Regions from separate parts of the Homo sapiens genome. Here region 1 is linked to region 2. Evidence: chromatin loops called from intact Hi-C (ENCODE). Cell type or tissue: natural killer cell. All regions are shown on one strand. Links, peaks and the distances in the headings refer to the core of each region. The heading gives the core; the rest is flanking DNA. Region 1 overlaps FCHO1 (FCH and mu domain containing endocytic adaptor 1). Region 2 overlaps MAP1S (microtubule associated protein 1S).

Region 1 (8,318 bases), core at 253-8,252, 49 kb before region 2:
ACCTCCTTGCTGTTCTTCAGACAGGCCTAGCGCGCTCCTGCCCCAGGACCTTTGCAGGGGCTGTGCCCTCTGCCCAGCACGCCTTTCCCCTCATGTCCACGTGGTTCTGTCCTCACCTCCCTCAAATCTCAGCTCAGATGTCCCTTCCTCAGGGAGGGCCCCCACCTGGCACCCGCTACCGCCTGCCTTGCTAAATGTCCATCTCATTGTTGTCCCTGCAACGGTGGGAGGTTCTGCCTGCCTGGTCCTGGCTGTGTCTCCAGCAGCCTGATCAGGCCCTGCCCAAAGCAGGCGCTCAATCCCCCGCCCAGGGTTCCAGCAACTCTCAGGCCCAGGCCCGCTGGACTCACCTCCTCCGGCCAAGGCCTCCAGCCCCCAGGGGCCTGGAGACGAGGCGAGGGGCTGCGGCGAGTCTGGCAGAGGCGGTGCCCGGATACCCCTGGCCTCTGGGGGTGGCGCCCTACAGCTGGGCGGGCTCTGCGGGGTGCCTGGGCGGGGGACCCAGGAATCTGGGGAGGGGCCAGGTGCCGCGTGGGACGGAGAGTCCAGGCCGGAATCCTCCACGTTTTCGGGCGACGAGGAGGAGAAAGGGGAGGGGCTGGAGGTGAAGCCCAGGCTGCTAGAGCCTTGGGGAGGGAAGCGGGCGGTCAGCTCCGACCCTCGCCCACTCAGAGTCCCTGCCCATCCTCCTGCAGGCCACGGCCACGTCGAGGGAAGGTCAGGGGGGCCCCCATTCAAAGTCCTTGTGCACGCCCCCAAGGCTACACCTTCTGGTGACTTCCCTCTCCACAAATGTCCGGCCCATCCACTCAGTCACCGCCCACTGGCCAAGGCCCCACCCTATCTATGGCCCCTCCCACGCGCACTCTGGCCCCGCCCACCCCTACACGGACTAGTCCTCCCTCCAGCCTGGCTTCCAGGGGACCTCATTGGCCTAACTCTGCAATGGCCCCACCCAACCTCCCTCCGGCCACACCCATGCCCTCCAATCCCTTATCCCCATCACCTGTAAAATCTTCGTGGTCAAAGGCTGACTCCAGGGGCGGCCCAAAGAGGTTCTTGGACACCTGCTCCTCTGACTGCAATCTCTCTGCACAGCTAGAGAGGGTGAGGCCAAGAGGGCTGCTTCTATTTTTCCCAAGCCTCATCCCACCCTGGGGCCTTTGCACATGCTGTTCCCAGTCTTTTTTTTTTTTGAGACGGAGTCTTGCTCTGTCGGCCAGGCTGCAGTGCAGTGGCACGATCTCAGCTTGCTGCAACCTCCGCTTCCTGCGTTCAAGCGATTCTCCTGCCTCAGCCTCCAGAGTAGCTGGGATTACAGGCACCTGCCACCATGCCCGGCTAATTTTTGTATTTTTAGCAGAGACGGGGTTTTACCATGCTGGCCAGCCTGATCCCAAACTCCTGACCTCAAGTGATCTGGCTGCTTTGGCCAGTGCTGGGATTGCAGGTGTGAGCCACTGTGTGCAGCCTGTTCCCAGTCTGGAGTTCCATTTCCCCAGCTCTCTTCACAGTCACCTCCTAGCTCCTCTTTGGGGCTTAGCTCCAAGTCACCCCCTCAGGGAGGTTCCCAACCCCACCTCAAGGGAAGTCACCTCCTCCTGTCTTCGCGTCATCTGCTTTAGTTTCTTCGTAGCACTTAGAAGTATCGAATATGCTCTAACTTATTTGCTTTTTTTTTTTTTTTTTTTTTTTTTTTGAGACGGAGTTTCCTCTTGCTGCCCAGGCTGGAATGCAATGGCACAACAGTGGCTTACTGCAAGCTCCGCCTCCCAGGTTCAAGCGATTCTCCTGCCTCACCCTCTCGAATAGCTGGGATTACAGGCATGTGCCACCATGCCTGGCTAATGCTGTATTTTTAGTAGAGATGGGGTTTCTTTATGTTGGTCAGGCTGGTCTCGAACTCTCGACCTCAGGTGATCCGCCTGCCTTGGCCTCCCAAAGTGCTGGAATTACAGGCGTGAGCCGCCACGCCTGGCCCTATTTGCTATTCTTAAAATCTGGAGTCACTAGAATGTGACTCTGAGAAGGGAGACCTGTCTCAGAACCCAGACCCTAGAACAGCACAGGTACACAGCAGGCACTCAATAAATGTTCATCAAATGAATGACTAAATGGTCCCTCAAAAGCCAGCATGGGCCAGGCACAAGGGCTCATGCCTGTAATCCCAGCACTTTGGCAAGCCGAGGTGGGCAGATCACTTGAGGTCAGGAGTTCGAGACCAGCCGGGCCAACATGGTGAAACCCTGTCTCTACTAAAAATACAAAAGTTAGCTGGGCGTGGTGGTGGGTGCCTGTAATCTCAGCTACTTAGGAGGCTGAGGCATGAAAATCGCTTGAACTCAGGAGGTGGAGGTTGCAGTGAGCTGAAATCGCACTCCAGCCTGGGTGACAGAGTGAGACTCTGTCTCAAAACAAAAACAAAAACAAAAAAACCCCAGCATGACGTCAACTCCCAGCCGGGACAAGAGAACACCAGGCGGAGACATGGGGAGGTGGAGGGAGGAGGTGGGGACAGCCCCCACCTGCCCACTCGTGTGGAACCCACCTGCTGGTTCTGGGGGCAGACCGAGGTCTCTGGGGTTTCCCAGCAGCGTCCCCTACAAGAGATGCACCTCCTTCAGCCTTCTTGTCACCCTGCCTGCAATGCTCCCCACTCCACAGACCAAGGGACCGAGGCTCGGGGGTGTCCAGCCAGTTGCCCAAGGTGATCAGCAAATCAGGCAGACATGGATTCAAGCCTAAGCGAGCCTGTCTCCAGATGCTAGCTTCTCCTGGCCCCAGCTACCCCTTTCAGCTCTCACTTAATTTCATAATGACCTCATTTTACAGAAAAGGAGACTGAAGGTCAGTGTGGTTAAGCAGCCTGCCCAAAGTTACAAAACGGAGTTATGATTCAAGCCCAAACCCATAGCCTCCCTTCCTTAGGATCCTCCCCACTCTGAAGACCAAAGGCTACTCACGTGAAGAATGGCGTTTCATGGTGCCCTGTGGACAAAGTGGGCAACATCACACACGAATGCATCCAGCCAGCCTCTCTAGCAACACCCAGGGCACCCCTCCCACGCCTCACCCCTGGGCCAGGAGGAAGGATGAGGCTGCCCGCGGTGGCCCTGAGCTGTGCCGCTGCTGCCTCGGGGCTGCAGGCTGGAGCCCGGGCCGGGGCAGGCTTGATGTGCACATAGAACTTGCGGGGCTCTTCATCGTCGAAGTCGGAGTCGCTGGACGAGAAACGGGAGGGCTCGGCCGTGCGTGGGCTGCAGTCAAGGTCCAAGCCAATCCCAACACAAGCTTTCCCCCAGTCAGCTCTCCAATCCAGCCTCGTCCCTCCCTGCTCAAACCCTTCGAGGTCCTGCCCAATCCCATCGCTCACCACGCGCCACCTTCAGTCCTGACACCATGTCCCACCAGCACTCCCACCCCCCCCGAGAAGCCTTTGCACAAGCATGCCCAGAACTAACTGGCAAACTCCTATTCGGCTGCAAAACCCCAACACTGGTGCCCCCTCCTCCAGGAAGCCCTGCTAGATCTCCTTTTCTCTCTCCCTCTTGCCCAGTGCTGACCCCATAGAGTGGGTGTTTACATTTAGGTTGGCTTCATCCACAAAGGAGACTCTCTCCAGGATGTACACAGAGAGGACTGCTGAAGGTGGACTGGTTATTACGGAGAATTTTGTCCTTGCTGTGCCAACAACTGCCCCCAGGGGGTGCCAGAAGGATATTGTTCTGGGTCACATCAGGCCGGACAGTGAAACCTTCTTCATCCACCTCTGGACATGTCTAGGGGAGTCAGGGGGCAGCAGTGAGTCAGGCGCCCCACTATCGAACCTTCCATCTCACCCTGCCAACCGCCCCCCGCCCTGCCCCCAGGCCTTGACTCAGACCTCAAAACCAACCCTGATGGCAACGACTGTCTTCCCTGGGTGTGTGGGCAGGTTCCTGGGACAAACTGAGCTTCGGCAGGGACATTATTCACACCCACGTAGTCCATGGGACTTTGCAGCTGAGGTGGGATATGAACCCAGCCCCCAGGCTCCAGCCCGCCCCTCAATCTCGGCTCTTTAGTTTCCAGTAGGGATCGGGACTCTAGGAGCCAAGAGTGGGATCAAACTCCTTCCACTTGTAGCCCAGCCTGACCCCTCCCACATCACTCACCCCTGAATCGGGCTCCAGGAAATCTCTGGGGATGGAGGAAGAGATGTTGGTGTCAGCTTCCGCAGCCCATCTGGTGCCCCCTGTCAGCCCCCAACACTGGACATGGAAGCTGGGGCAGCTCCCAGACTGTGATACTGCCCTGAGCTAGCCCTAGAGGCGGTGGGACCATGGGGCTTGCTTGGGGAGGGGGTTGAATCTGAAGTTAGCTGAGTAGAGAGTGTTCTCAAACAGCCTGGGAGGGAAGGAATCCTGGAACTCATTTGAAGGGCTGCCTTGTGAAGATAGGGAAAGTCGGGGCTAGCCTTGGCAAACAGAACAATCCTGGGCCAGCTTGGGCAGGGAAGATGCTACGTTACTCTGGGACAGGCAATTCCTGGCCTAACCTAGCAAAAGGAAGAATTCTGGACTAGCTTGGGCAGCGGTAATATTGAGCTAGCCGGGGGCAGAGGTACTCCTGGTCTAGCTCAGGTAGAGGGAATCCTGGTCCAGCCTGGAATATGGATACTCCTGGGCTATCCTAGGAGGGGACTTCTGGGATAGCCTGGGCAGGGGAGGGGATCTCGGTCTAGCCTGGGCCAGACCGGGCAGGGGTGCTTCCTCACACAGCTGCAGGTGGCTCTGGCTCCCGCTCCCGCCGGCTTAGTCCTGGAAGGCGAAAGGCCTTGGCTCCCCGCAAACGTTTCATCGCTGAGGATAGATTGGGGGGCACCTGAGCACTGTGAGCCTCCTTTCACATTCAGATCAGCCTCCCTCACCCCCATGGTCCAGCCTGGGCATCCAGGCCCAGACGTACTTGCCTTCCTGCAGGGCAGCCGCACTGTATGCCTCGAAGTCCAGAGGTCCTGAGACAGGAGACGGAAACTCAATTGAGGGGCTGGGCACGGTGGCCCATGCCTGTAATCCCAGCACTTTGGGAGGCTAAGGCGGGCGGATCACCTGAGGTCAGGAGTTCAAGACCAGCCTGGCCACCATGGTGAAACCCTGTCTCTGCTAAAATTACAAAAAAGCCGGACATGGTGGCAGGCGCCTGTAATCCCAGCTACTGGGGAGGCTGAGGCAGGAGAATCGCTTGAACCCAGGAGGCGGAGGTTGCAGTGAGCCGAGACTGCACCACTGCACTCCAGCCTGGGTGACAGAGCAAGACTCTGCCTCAAAAAAATTAAAAAAAAAAAAAAAAGAGAGAGAGAGAGAGAAAGAAACTAAATTGAGGGTGGGGAGACTGCGCTTGGAAAGGGTAGTACACTTTTGGCCACAAAATGGCACCTGGATCTGAACTCAAGGTCCATCAGGTTCCCGGACAAGAACCAGCCCCACATCATCAGAAGTGGGATGGACCAAGGGGCTGGTCTGGTTCCAGCAGGGCAGTGCCACCGCAGGGGGTGACATGAGCTACTTCTACATACTTCCAGCATTTGTGGCTGGAACTTGGGTTGGGTCGGGGAATGGACCATGCGTCTGTGCAGTGGGCTGGGCTTTGAGTGACAGGATAAGGAGTGGGAACTCTCTCCCAAGAACAATGGGGAGCCATGGAAGGTGTGTGAGCAGGAGGAGGACAAAACAGATCTGGGGCCTGTGAAGGGCAAGAGTGGGGCCCCATGCAGGGAGGGGAGACCTGAGCCAGGCCTGAGCCAGAGCGACAGGAGGGAGAAAGAACAGGTTTTGCTAGTTAACAAGACTTGAGGACGTAACTGTATACCAGCATTTAGTGAGTGCCTACTGTGTGCCTGGCACACCCTTTGCCCTTTACCTGCATGAAATCACTGAATGTTGCAACATTATTACATCCTCACTTTACAGATGAGGAAACTGAGGCTCAGAGAAGTCAAAGCACAGGTCCTAGGTCACACAGCAAGCGATGAAGAAAAGACTCAAACCCACGTCTCACTCTAAAACTTTTGCTCTTAACTCCTTCCCAGTCCTGCATCTGCGCATTCCCAAATTGTTCTTTTGCTCAACAACCCTCAATGGCTCCCTTAGGCCCTGGGGGTGAAGTCTGATCAGCCAAGCCTGGCATTCAAGGCTCCTCTGGGATCTGGTTCAAAGACATTTACACATAAGATCAGGCTGGAGAGCTGGACTTGTCAGCAGCCCATTTTTCCCATGAAGAAACCAAGGCCTGGCCATGTGCAGTGGCTCACGCCTGTAATCCCAGCACTTTGGGAGGCCGAGGCAGGCAGATCACCTGAGGTCAAGAGTTCGAGACCAGCCTGGCCAACATGGTGAAACCTCGTCTCTATTAAAAATAAAAAAATAAAAAAAAAATTAGCTGGGCATGGTGGCACATGCCTGTCTGCAGCTGTGGCCCCGAAGCCCGACCCCCAATGGCTGCCCTGACTCACCAGGCTTCTCCCGGCCTGTGCCCTTACTCTCTGCAAACTTCCTGAGTAGCATCTCCACGCTGACGTTCTCGATGTTCTGCTTAAATTCCTCATGCACCTGTGCCGGGTGGGCGGGGTGTGTAACTGGTCAAGGCCCCTTTGCCCAGCAGTGACCCCAGCCTCATTCCTCACACCTGCCCAACTCACCTGCCCAATCTGCACGTGCGTGTCCTCCACCGAGTGAGCATATGAGCCCAGCAGTGCCTTCATGTGCCTCAGGTGTGTCTCCTCCATGGCTTGGAAGCGCTGAAGCAGGAGGGCAGAGGCAGGTGGAAAGGAGGTCAGGGCCAAGAAGAAGTGGCCATATGACTCAGCCTGACCAATCAGAATACCCTAAGCCCTTGGCTCAGTGATTGATTTGGGGAAGGGCCAATGAGAGTCTGCCCTAGGACTTTCATTGACTCTACAGGAAAAGGCACTTCCATTCCTGAGCCAATGTGCTGATGGGATGTAAGTGGGGGTTGCTGGTGCCCAGTTTGATGCACACATGTGCATGCTTGCACACACATGCACACACACACACACACAAGGGGATGTCTGTGTGGGAGTGATGTCCCCAGAGAGAAAAACAGACTTAAGAAGCAGAAATAGTGGTCAGCTGTGGTGTATCATGCCTGTAATCCCAGCACTTTGGGAGGCCAAGGCAGGTGGATCATCTGAGGTCAGGAATTCAAGACCAGTCTGGGCAACATGGTGAAACCGTTTCTACTAAAAATACAAAAATTAGCTGGGTGTGGTGGCACGTGCCTGTAATCCCAACTACTAGGGAGGCTGAGGCAGGAGAATCACTTGAGCCCAGGAGGCGGAGGTTGCAGTGAGCTGAGATCACGCCACTGCACTCCAGCCTGAGTGACAGAGAGATCCCATCTCAAAAAAATAAAAGAAGCAGAAATTCACAATTTCCTGCCAGCACTATTTGAGCACATGGATTCAGCTATGACTGAAACCTCCACAACTCAAAAATAAAACTTTACAGTTCCCTGAGCTTGTCAGTTTTTTTAAATTTTATTTTTTATTTTATTTTTTATTTTTTTGAGACAGAGTCTCGCTCTGTCGCCCAGGCTGGAGTGCAGTGGCGCAATCTCGGCTCACTGCAAGCTCCGCCTCCTGGGTTCTCGCCATTCTCCGGCCTCAGCCTCCTGAGCAGCTGGGACTACAGGCACCCACCACCACGCCCGGCTAATTTTTTTGTATTTTTAGTAGAGAGGGGGTTTCACCGTGTTAGCCAGGATAGTCTCGATCTCCTGACCTCGTGATCCACCTGCCTCGGCCTCCCAAAGTGCTGGGATTACAGGCATGAGCCACCGCGCCCAGCCTTTTTCTTTTCTTTTCTTTTTTTTTTTTATATACACCTGTCGGTTTGAATGAAGGCTTCTATCACTTGTAACTTGAAAAAAGTTCTGATTCCTAATCCTCAGATTCCAATCTGCTTGAATTTATTTTATTTTTTCGAGACAGGGTTCCACTCTATCACCTAACCTGGAGTACAATGGCTCGATCTTGGCTCACTGCAACCTCCGCCTTCTGGTTCAAGTGATTCTCCCGCCTCAGCCTCCTGAGTAGCTGGGATTACAGGCACCTGCCACTACGCCCGGCTAATTTTGTATTTTTAGTAGAGACAGGCTTTCGCCATGTTGGCCAGGCTGGTCTCAAACTCCTGACCTCAGGTGATCCTCCCGCCTCGGCCTCCCAAAGTGCTGGGATTACAGGTGTGAGCCACCACACCCTGCCTGGGATTTCTGCAGTCCATAACCTCCAGGGCAAAGGCATGTGTGGGTCTTAAAGG
Region 2 (8,318 bases), core at 58-8,057:
CAAAGAAGACAGACAAATGGCCAATAGGCATATGAAAAGATGCAACATCACTAATCATTAGGGACATGGAAATCAAAACCACAATGAGATCCCACCTCACACCCATTAGACTGGCTAGCGTCAAGCAGCTGCTGTGGAAAACAGTCTGGCGGTTCATCCAAAATTAAACGTTGAGTCGGGCGTGGTGGCTTATGCCTATAATCCCAGCACTTTGGGAGGCCGAGGCCAAAGGATCACTTGAGTTCAGGAGTTCAAGACCAGCCAGGGCAACATAGTGAGACCCCAGTGCTACTGAAAAATTTTAAAATTAGCTGGGCGTAGGCTGGGCACAGTGGCTCACGTCTGTAATCCCAGTACTTTGGGAGGCCGAGGCGGGCAGATCACGAGGCCAGGAGTTCGAGACCGGCCTGACCAGCATGGTGAAACCCCATCTCTACTAAAAATACAAAAATTAGCTGGGCATGGTTGCGCATGCCTGTAATCTCAGCTACTTGGGAGGCTGAGGTAGGAGAATCGCTTGACCCCGGGAGGTAGAGGTTGCAGTGAGCTCAGATCGCACCACTGCACTCCAGCCTGGTGACAGAGCAAGACTCCATCTCAAAAAAAAATTAGCTGGCCGTTATGGTGCGTGTCTGTGGTCCCACCTGTTCGGGAGGTTGAGGTGGGAGGGTTGCTTGAACCCAGGAGGTCGAGGCTGCAGTGAGCCATGTTTGCGCCACTGCACTCCAGCCTGGATGACAGAGTGAGACTCTGTCTCAGAAAAAAAACAAAGAACAGCACAGCAGGCCAGAGACCCTCCTCTCAGCAAGGCCTGCTTAAAATGTGAGCCTTTGGCTGGTCTCTGGGAATTTGGATCTTAGGCAGAGGGTTCCCACCATTCCCTGTCTGAGAGGGGCTCCCTGTGCCTGGACTGGACCACACACCTGATTTCTCCTTTTTGGGGAGTCTAGAGTGTGGGTGCCAGGCAGAAGATGCCTATGTAATGGCCCAATAGGAAACCTGGGCATGCTGTGTCTAATGAGCTTCCATGAGGGACACACTGTTACAACTTGCTACTGGAGAAATGAAGCCTGTGGTGTGCAGCCCCACTGGGAGAGGATTCTGGAAGCTTCTGCCTGGTTTCCTTTGGACTTCACCCTATGTGCCTTTTCTCTTTGCTGATTTTGCTCTGCTATGAGTGCAACCATAGGCCGGGTCCTCCTAACCAATCAGTTACATAAAATACGCTATTTAAATTTTCAACTGTTTCATTTTACTTATTGTGGCTTCTAGAAACCCACAGTTGGCATACGTGCTCACCTGTCCAGGCACCTCAGAATGGCAAGTGCTTCAACACTGAGGTCAGTTTCCATTTCACAGGAGAAACTGAGCCCCGGAGAGGTGGGCACGGCTGAGGTCACGAAGTAATTACGAACAGGAGGACTTGGCTGGGTGCAGTGGCTCATGCCTGTAATCCCAGCACTTTGGGAGGCCAAGGTGGGCAGATCACCTGAGGTCCGGAGTTCGAGACCAGCCTGGCCAACATGGTGAAACCCCAACTCTACTAAAAATACAAAAATTAGCCAGGCGTGGTGGCAGGCACCTGTAATCCCACCTACTCGGGAGGCTGAGACAGGAGAATTGTTTGAACCCGGGAGTCAGAGGTTGCAGTCAGCCAAGATCGTGCCATTGCATTCTTGCCTGGGCAACAAGAACGAAATTCTGTCTCAAAAAAAAAAAAAAGAACAGAACTGGCAGGGCACCGTGGCTCACGCCAGTCATCCCAACACTTTGGGAGGCTGAGGTGGGCACACAGCTTGAGGCCAGGAGTTTGAAATCAGCCCAGGCAACATAGTAAGACCCTATCTCTACCAAAAACTTTAAAATTAGGCAGGGGTAGTGGCGGTGCCAGTAGTCCCAGCTACTGGAGAGGCTGAGGTGGGAGGGTGGCTTGAGCCCCATTGTTCAAGGCTGCAATGAGCTGTGACCACACCACTGCACTCCAGCTCAGAGACAGAGTGAGACCATCTCTTTTAAAAAAACTGAAAATGTAAAAACAGGGGGACGAGCTATGCTCTCCAGCCTAAGCAGCTGCTAACCCAGCCCAGGGCCCCAGCTCCAGTACTCACCCGACGGGCCTCGAGTGGCAGTCTTGGGGGTTGAGGACTTTCTGGACAGGGGTGCCCGGCCTCCCTTCTCACTGGGCTCACTCCGGGCACTGAGTGGTCGGCTGGCACGGTCCCCACCAGCAAGCCCCTTGGTTTTGGCAGCAGCCACTGGAGTGGCTTTGGGGGCGGCAGCGCGTGAGTTGGGGCGGGCCAGGGGCTTCCGGGTGCGGCTGACGTTCTCCGTTTGCCGTGCTGTCTTGGGGGGCAGCATCTCGGGGTCCACCATGCAGATGCTGGATGGGTCAGGCAGTGGTGGGGGGACCTTGAGGGGGTCAGGCAAAGGGTCGTGGCGAGGGACTCCAAAGCCCTCTGTGTCTTCGTCTGAGTCTGCCGCACCGGGGGCCAGGGGCACGGGATCCGAGTCAGACAGGGTGGGCAGGGACTCGCTGACCGATGTGGGTGGCGTCTCCTCGGCCCCCAGCCCACCTGCCCGTTCCTGTGACCGGGCACTGCTGTCATTCGAGCTGCCGGGGGACGCAGGTGCCGGTGCCATTGGCACCGCCTTGCGATGCTCAAATTCACAGGGTGACACCAGGCACAGGTCCACATCGTGTGGGGAAGCCGAGCGCCGCGCCCGGGGGCCACGCAGCGGGAGGCTCAGCCCAGCCTCACTGGTGGGGGCGGATGGCGGCAGCACCTGCTCAAAGGACACCGACAGGGACTCGTCCACCTCGGTCGAGTGCGGGGAGCCCACCTCTGCGGGTAGTGAGGGCGTGGTCACCGTGGGTGTGGTCACTGTGGGTGAGGCGTCTGGCCCGGCCTCCCCGCCCCGCAGTGGGCTCAGCGACAGCCGCTCGCTGCCCTCTGCGGGGCTCCGGTGGGACTCAGGGGAGGGTGTGCGTGGCCTTGGGATTGAGCTGGCGGCCAAAGGCAGCTCCAGTGCCTTCTCCTCCCCGGCTGGGATCGGCCCCAGCTCCAGGCTGGGCGTGGCCACCAGCTGGGAGGCCGGAGAGCCGCAGGCTGCACTGGGGGGGCTGGCTTCTCCACATCGGAGGCTGGGCGGGCTGCGGGGTCCATTTGCCACCGGCGGGAAGCCAGAGTGGGACGTGCTGGGCGCTTTGCGGGGCTTGGGTGCCGCCTGGGCATTCGTCTTCTTGAGGTTGGGCACAGAAGAGGCTGCCCGGCGCACCTCCCGCGGCTGGGTCCGGGAGACACTCGGTTTGGGGTCTTTCTTCAACTCCCGGGGGGTCTTGGCTTCTTTCTCAGTCTTGCGTGGGGCCTCAGCCCGTGCTGGCTCCTTGCGGGCCACCCCAGGGCGCTCCTGGCCAGGTCTAGGGTGGGTGGCCAGGAGGCCCTCTCTCTTCGAGCTGTCCCGGGAGCCCACGCTCTCTTTGCTCTCGGCTCGCCCCGGCCCCTCCAGGTCCTGGGGCGTCACCACGGGCTCTCGCAGGAACCTCAAGTGCTGCAGGCGGACCAGGCCGTCCAGGAGGCAGGCGGGCGGGGTGCAACCGGGGAACAGCACGCGCACCACCTTCTCGCCGGGGCCGGCGGGGTGCCACACCAGCAGGGCGCACACAGAGGCCAGCGTGCGCTCGGCGCCGGCGGAGGGCGGGTGCAGCACATACATGTCCAGCCGGCCCACGCCCATCTTCTCGAAGAGCACGGTGGGTTTGGCTGGCACGGGGCCGCGGCTGAGTGGCAGAGGCGTGATGCCCAGCTGCGCCAGGAGGCTCAGCGCCAGCTCCGCCTCATCCTCGCCGCGCGCCAGCCGCGACGCGGCCTCGCAGGCGTTGAAGAACACGACCCCCAGGTTGGGGGAGATGAGCCTGCGCAGCCTGTCGTCCCAGGAGCCCCCACCAGCAGCCACCTCGGAGCGCTCCGCCAGTTTGCGCCGCAGCAGGCTGTTGAGGCCGGGGAGGCTGTCGGCGCCAGGGTGGGTCACCAGCACGGCATCCACGCGGTCCAGGTGCCGCACCAGCTTCCAGAAACTGGACTTGGGGTTTGAGCCACCGTTGACCAGCACAGTGAAGCCATTGACGGCGAAGAAGGCGGCATCCCCGAGGCCTCCAGGGAAGATGTAGCAGCAGGGCCGGCCCAGCCTGAGGAAGCCCCCGGAGGTCGGGGGCTCCAGCAGCTCGAAGGGGGACGGTGGCTCCAGAGACTCAGCCACGTACTCCAGGAATTCGCACAGGCCCTCAGAGTTGGGCAGCTGCGCCGGGGGGTTCAGCCGCAGCTGGAGCCGGAGCGCCCCCTGAAGGCCAGGCACAGCGGGTGCCAGCTGAGCCCAGTCACCGAAGGTGGGGCAGGTGATGGTGAGTATGGGCGGCTGCACAGGTGGGGGCGTGGTGGCCAGGATGTCCCGGATCTGTATGGAGGAGGAGTGGTAAGGGACCACCTAGAGCCAGGCAACACCTAGCCCGGTGGGAAAACTGGGCGAGGACACCCTCATCCTTTCCCCCAGGGCCTGCTCCTCAGGGCCCTCCCGCCAAAACCCAACCCTCTCCAGCGCCACAAGGCTCTTTGATCTGGCCTCACCTCCTGTCTCTCCCTCCCCTTCAAATGCCTCCCTGCCCCAGGGCCTTTACACTCACCATTCTCTCCTCCCAGGGCACAGCTCCCTCCAAGGAGACTCTCCACGCCCCACCTGTCTACTGAACCTTTTCTCACCATTTTTAAGTGCCCCACTACAATGTGAAAGTGAGGTTTGCCATTTTGCCCATGTGTCCTACCCAGACTGCGGGCACCAGGAAGGACCCATTTGGCTCCATCCCTCATCAGGACTTTGGGACATCTGCTGACCTACAAACTCAGCTCACACCACACCCTTTCGCGGGCAATGGGACTGACCCCAGACAGCCAGGAGGCATGTGTCACCACTGCCATCCTACAGAGGATGGGGAGACCAGGCCATGGAAAACAGCAGGTCGCTGGTGCCACACAGCCTGATACACCCCAGTCAGGATTCAGAGCTGGGGAAGCAGGGGATGGCAAAGGGGTGGCTTACCTCTCTGTCCTTCAGGACCTGGAGGAAGTGGTGAGGCGAGAAGCCCCCTGTCTGTAGCAGCAGCTCCCCCGTCTCCTCCAGGCAGGGCCCAGCCAACACCAGTAGCTTGTGAGAGGCAGGGTCCAACAGAAGGTTCCGGAGCTGAGGGAGGGGGTGAACACTAAAGGACCCGTTCTGTGCAGTGACGTATCCAGCAGTCCTCTTTGGGGTAGCCTCGAGTCGATACATAACCACCCCTCTCCTGTCCTCACCCCACGACCAGCCCAGTGCTCAACTAGCTACGAAGGCAGTCTCCAGGTCTCCTGCTGGGCCCTGGAGCAACCCTAGCAAACTCCTATTCATCCTACAAAGCCCAGCTCTGATGTCCCTTCCTCCTGAAGGCACTACTTGCCCTTTCTGGGCTCTCTCTAGTCCACCTCTCCCTCCAGCCCAGCCCTGATGCCACAGGGCTGGGGGTGTCTGTGTCTCACTCTGTCTCTTAAAGACTGAGAGCCCCTCAAGGGAACAAAAGGGAAAAGTTGATCCAAGGAATCAACCTGTAAGAAGGTCTGTAGTGGGATGCCCCAGGGCTCTGTCTGGTTCATCTTCCGGATGTATAATTGGTAGAGTACAGATGGCCACAAGCTGGTTAATGTTAGTGAGTCGATTCAGACAACTCCTGGGGCCTAGCCGGAGGGAACCCACAGGAGGAAAACCTGTCTGCTCTGGCCTTCCCACCTCCAGACCCACGCTGTCCTGGGCCCTGAGCTGGGAGTGCTTACCCTCCCCTCCCTCCCAAAGTCCAGGCTTTTCTGCTCCCACCCCAGAGGAGGGAAGAAGCGGAGGCTGAAGCCACAGGGAAGGCTTCGTGGGCGAAGAAGTGTGGTGCCGGGTGTCTTGAGAGGATCTGGGGCAGCATGAAGACAAGGACACGAGACAGGAAGACAGAGAAGGCACGGGTCCCAGCAGCCCGCCCCCTCCAGGACGTCAGCCATTCCCTACCTCATCATACAGGGACTTGTCTGATGGGTTCAGGAGGACCAGGGTCTCCAGGTTGTCTCCACGGTGGTGCAGGCTCCGCTGGCCTGTGGGGGAATCAGGCCGTCCCGGAGTCAAATCCTGCCTCCCCGTGTGACCCTCAGGGAACATGAACCCCTCTGGGAACCCACCCAGGGATCATATGGAGATTAACAGGCGCACGGCAGAGCTGCAGGTCAGGACCAGGCAAGAAAGAGAAACTCAAACCACCCCAGCTGGCCTAAGAGAGGCAGTAACCAGAGGGCCCCATCGTGCGCAGGGCCTGGTTTGCAGCTGTCACCCCTGGGAGTGATGCCACCATTTTCTTCTTTTTTTTGTGAGACGGAGTCTCGCTCTGTCGCCCAGGCTGGAGGGCAGTGGTGCAATCTCTGCTCACTGCAAGCTCCGCTCCTCCTCCCGGGTTCACGCCATTCTCCTGCCTCAGCCTCCCGAGTAGCCAGGACTACAGGTGCCCGCCACCACACCCGGCTAAGTTTTTGTATTTTTAGTAGAGACAGGGTTTCACCGTGTAAGCCAGGATAGTCTCCATATCCTGACCTCGTGATCCGCCTGCCTCGGCCTCCCAAAGTGCTGGGATTACAGGCGTGAGCCACCGCGCCCGGCCTTTTTCTTTTCTTTTTTTTTGAGACGGAGTTTTGCTCTTGTTGCCCAGGCTGGCGTGCAACAGTGCAACCTGGGCTCACTGCAACCTCCGCCTCCTGGGTTCAAGCAATTCTCCTGCCTCAGCCTCCCGAGTAGCTGGGATTACAGGCACACGCCACCACGCCCCATTAATTTTTTCAATTTTTAGTAGAGACGGGGTTTTAACATGTGGGTCAGGCTGGTCTCAAACTCCTGACCTCAGGTGATCCGCCTGCCTCGGCCTCCCAAAGTGCTGGGATTACAGACTTGACCCACTGCACCCATCCGGCCACATTTATTTTTCAGACAGAGAGCCAGAGCTCGAGGAGGGCCAATGAGGGCGAACGTGGACGAGGGTACATCCGGAGCAAAGGTCCTGAGGCAGGACTCAGCTAGGGGTGGGGCAGCATAAGGGCCGGGGCTGAAGTAGGGCTGTTTCTGGGATCCTGACCCTGCTCTGTCCCCCAGGGCCCGTATGTGTTTTAAACATCAGTACTGTGAGAGGGGGGTGGCAAGGAGCCAGAGCCGGGGTGGGGGCCGGTGAGGGCCAACCCGGACCAGGGTACAGCACCAGCCAAGGCCCCTGAGGCAGGACTGAACTGTGAACAAGGCTGAGTCTTGAGAGGCAGAGACCCTCCAGTGTTGCCAGCCCTTATCACATTTAACTTTCTTTCCTTTCTTTCCTTCTTTTCCCTTTCTCTCTCTCTCGCCCTTATCACATTTAGCTTTCTCTTTCCTTTCTCTCTCTCTCTCCCTCCCTCTCCCCCTCCCTCCCTCCCTCCCTCTCTCTCTCTCTCTTTTTTGAGATGGAATCTCCCTCTATTGCCCAGGCTGAAGTGTAGTGGCACGATCTCAGCTCACTGCAACCTCTGCCTCCTGAGTTCAAGCAATTCTCCAACCTCAGTCTCCCAAGTAGCTGGGGTTATAGGCGCTTGCCACCACAACCAGCTAATTTTTGTATTTTTAGTAGAGATGGGGTGTCACCATACTGGTCAGGCTGGTCTCGAACTCCTGACCTCAGGTGATCCACCCACCTCAGCCTTCCAAAGTGCTGGGATTATAGGTGTGAGCCACCATGTCAGGCCTAAGTTTATTTTTTTGAGACAGGGTCTCGCTCTGTTGCCCAGGCTGAAGTGCAGTGGCACAATCTTAGCTCACTGCAGCCTCTGCCTCCTGGGTAAAAGCGATCCTCCCTCCTCGGGCTCCTGAGTAGCTGGGACTACAGGTGTGCACCACCAGGTCCAGCTCATTTTTGCATTTTCAGTAGGGACAGGGTTTCACCATGTTGCCCCAGCTGGTTTTGAACTCCTGACCTCAAAAAATCCTCCCACTTTGACCTCCCAAAGTGTTGGGATTACAGGCGAGAGCCACCCCACCCAGCCTTAGCACGCTTTTTGCCACACAGGGATATTGCCCCATTCAGGTGGGGAAATCAAGGCATAAAGAAGGGAAGTGGCCACGAAGTTCACACACAGCAGACAGGATTTCCAGCTCCACTTTCTGCCCCATGAAGTGTCAGGAAGCCACAAGGACCAACTGGGACAATGAGACTACAGACACTTCCTTCCTCTCCAGCAGCAGCCGGGAGG

What was found. A loop is a pair of places that touch in the nucleus more often than their neighbours do. Peaks named below come from ENCODE experiments on the same cell type or tissue, not always from the same donor. Only the 100,000 strongest peaks of a DNase experiment are listed, where the experiment ranks them.
Region 1: it touches region 2 in a loop (11-fold over the local background); 15 of 110 quality-filtered maps call a loop at or near these places.

What each region holds. Positions count from the first base shown.
Region 1 is chr19:17,770,917-17,779,234 of GRCh38, reverse strand. FCHO1 (FCH and mu domain containing endocytic adaptor 1) reads right to left here. Exons shown (of 29, transcript NM_015122.3): 10 at 6,680-6,778; 11 at 6,494-6,590; 12 at 4,952-4,996; 13 at 4,757-4,841; 14 at 4,155-4,179; 15 at 3,722-3,779; 16 at 3,074-3,252; 17 at 2,964-2,988; 18 at 2,549-2,600; 19 at 1,007-1,098; 20 at 351-626. Among named protein-coding and RNA genes, the nearest start is that of B3GNT3, 20 kb to the left of the region's middle. RefSeq lists an enhancer at 2,469-2,808. In natural killer cell, for the core only: no CTCF peak of the experiment used is centred there; DNase peaks (open chromatin) are centred at 844 and 3,704; H3K27ac peaks cover 1,345 bases.
Region 2 is chr19:17,721,963-17,730,280 of GRCh38, reverse strand. It overlaps MAP1S (microtubule associated protein 1S), which reads right to left. Exons shown (of 7, transcript NM_018174.6): 3 at 6,073-6,155; 4 at 5,092-5,232; 5 at 2,109-4,452. Among named protein-coding and RNA genes, the nearest start is that of MAP1S, 6.6 kb to the right of the region's middle. In natural killer cell, for the core only: a CTCF peak has its summit at 4,371 (motif pointing left); a DNase peak (open chromatin) is centred at 4,330.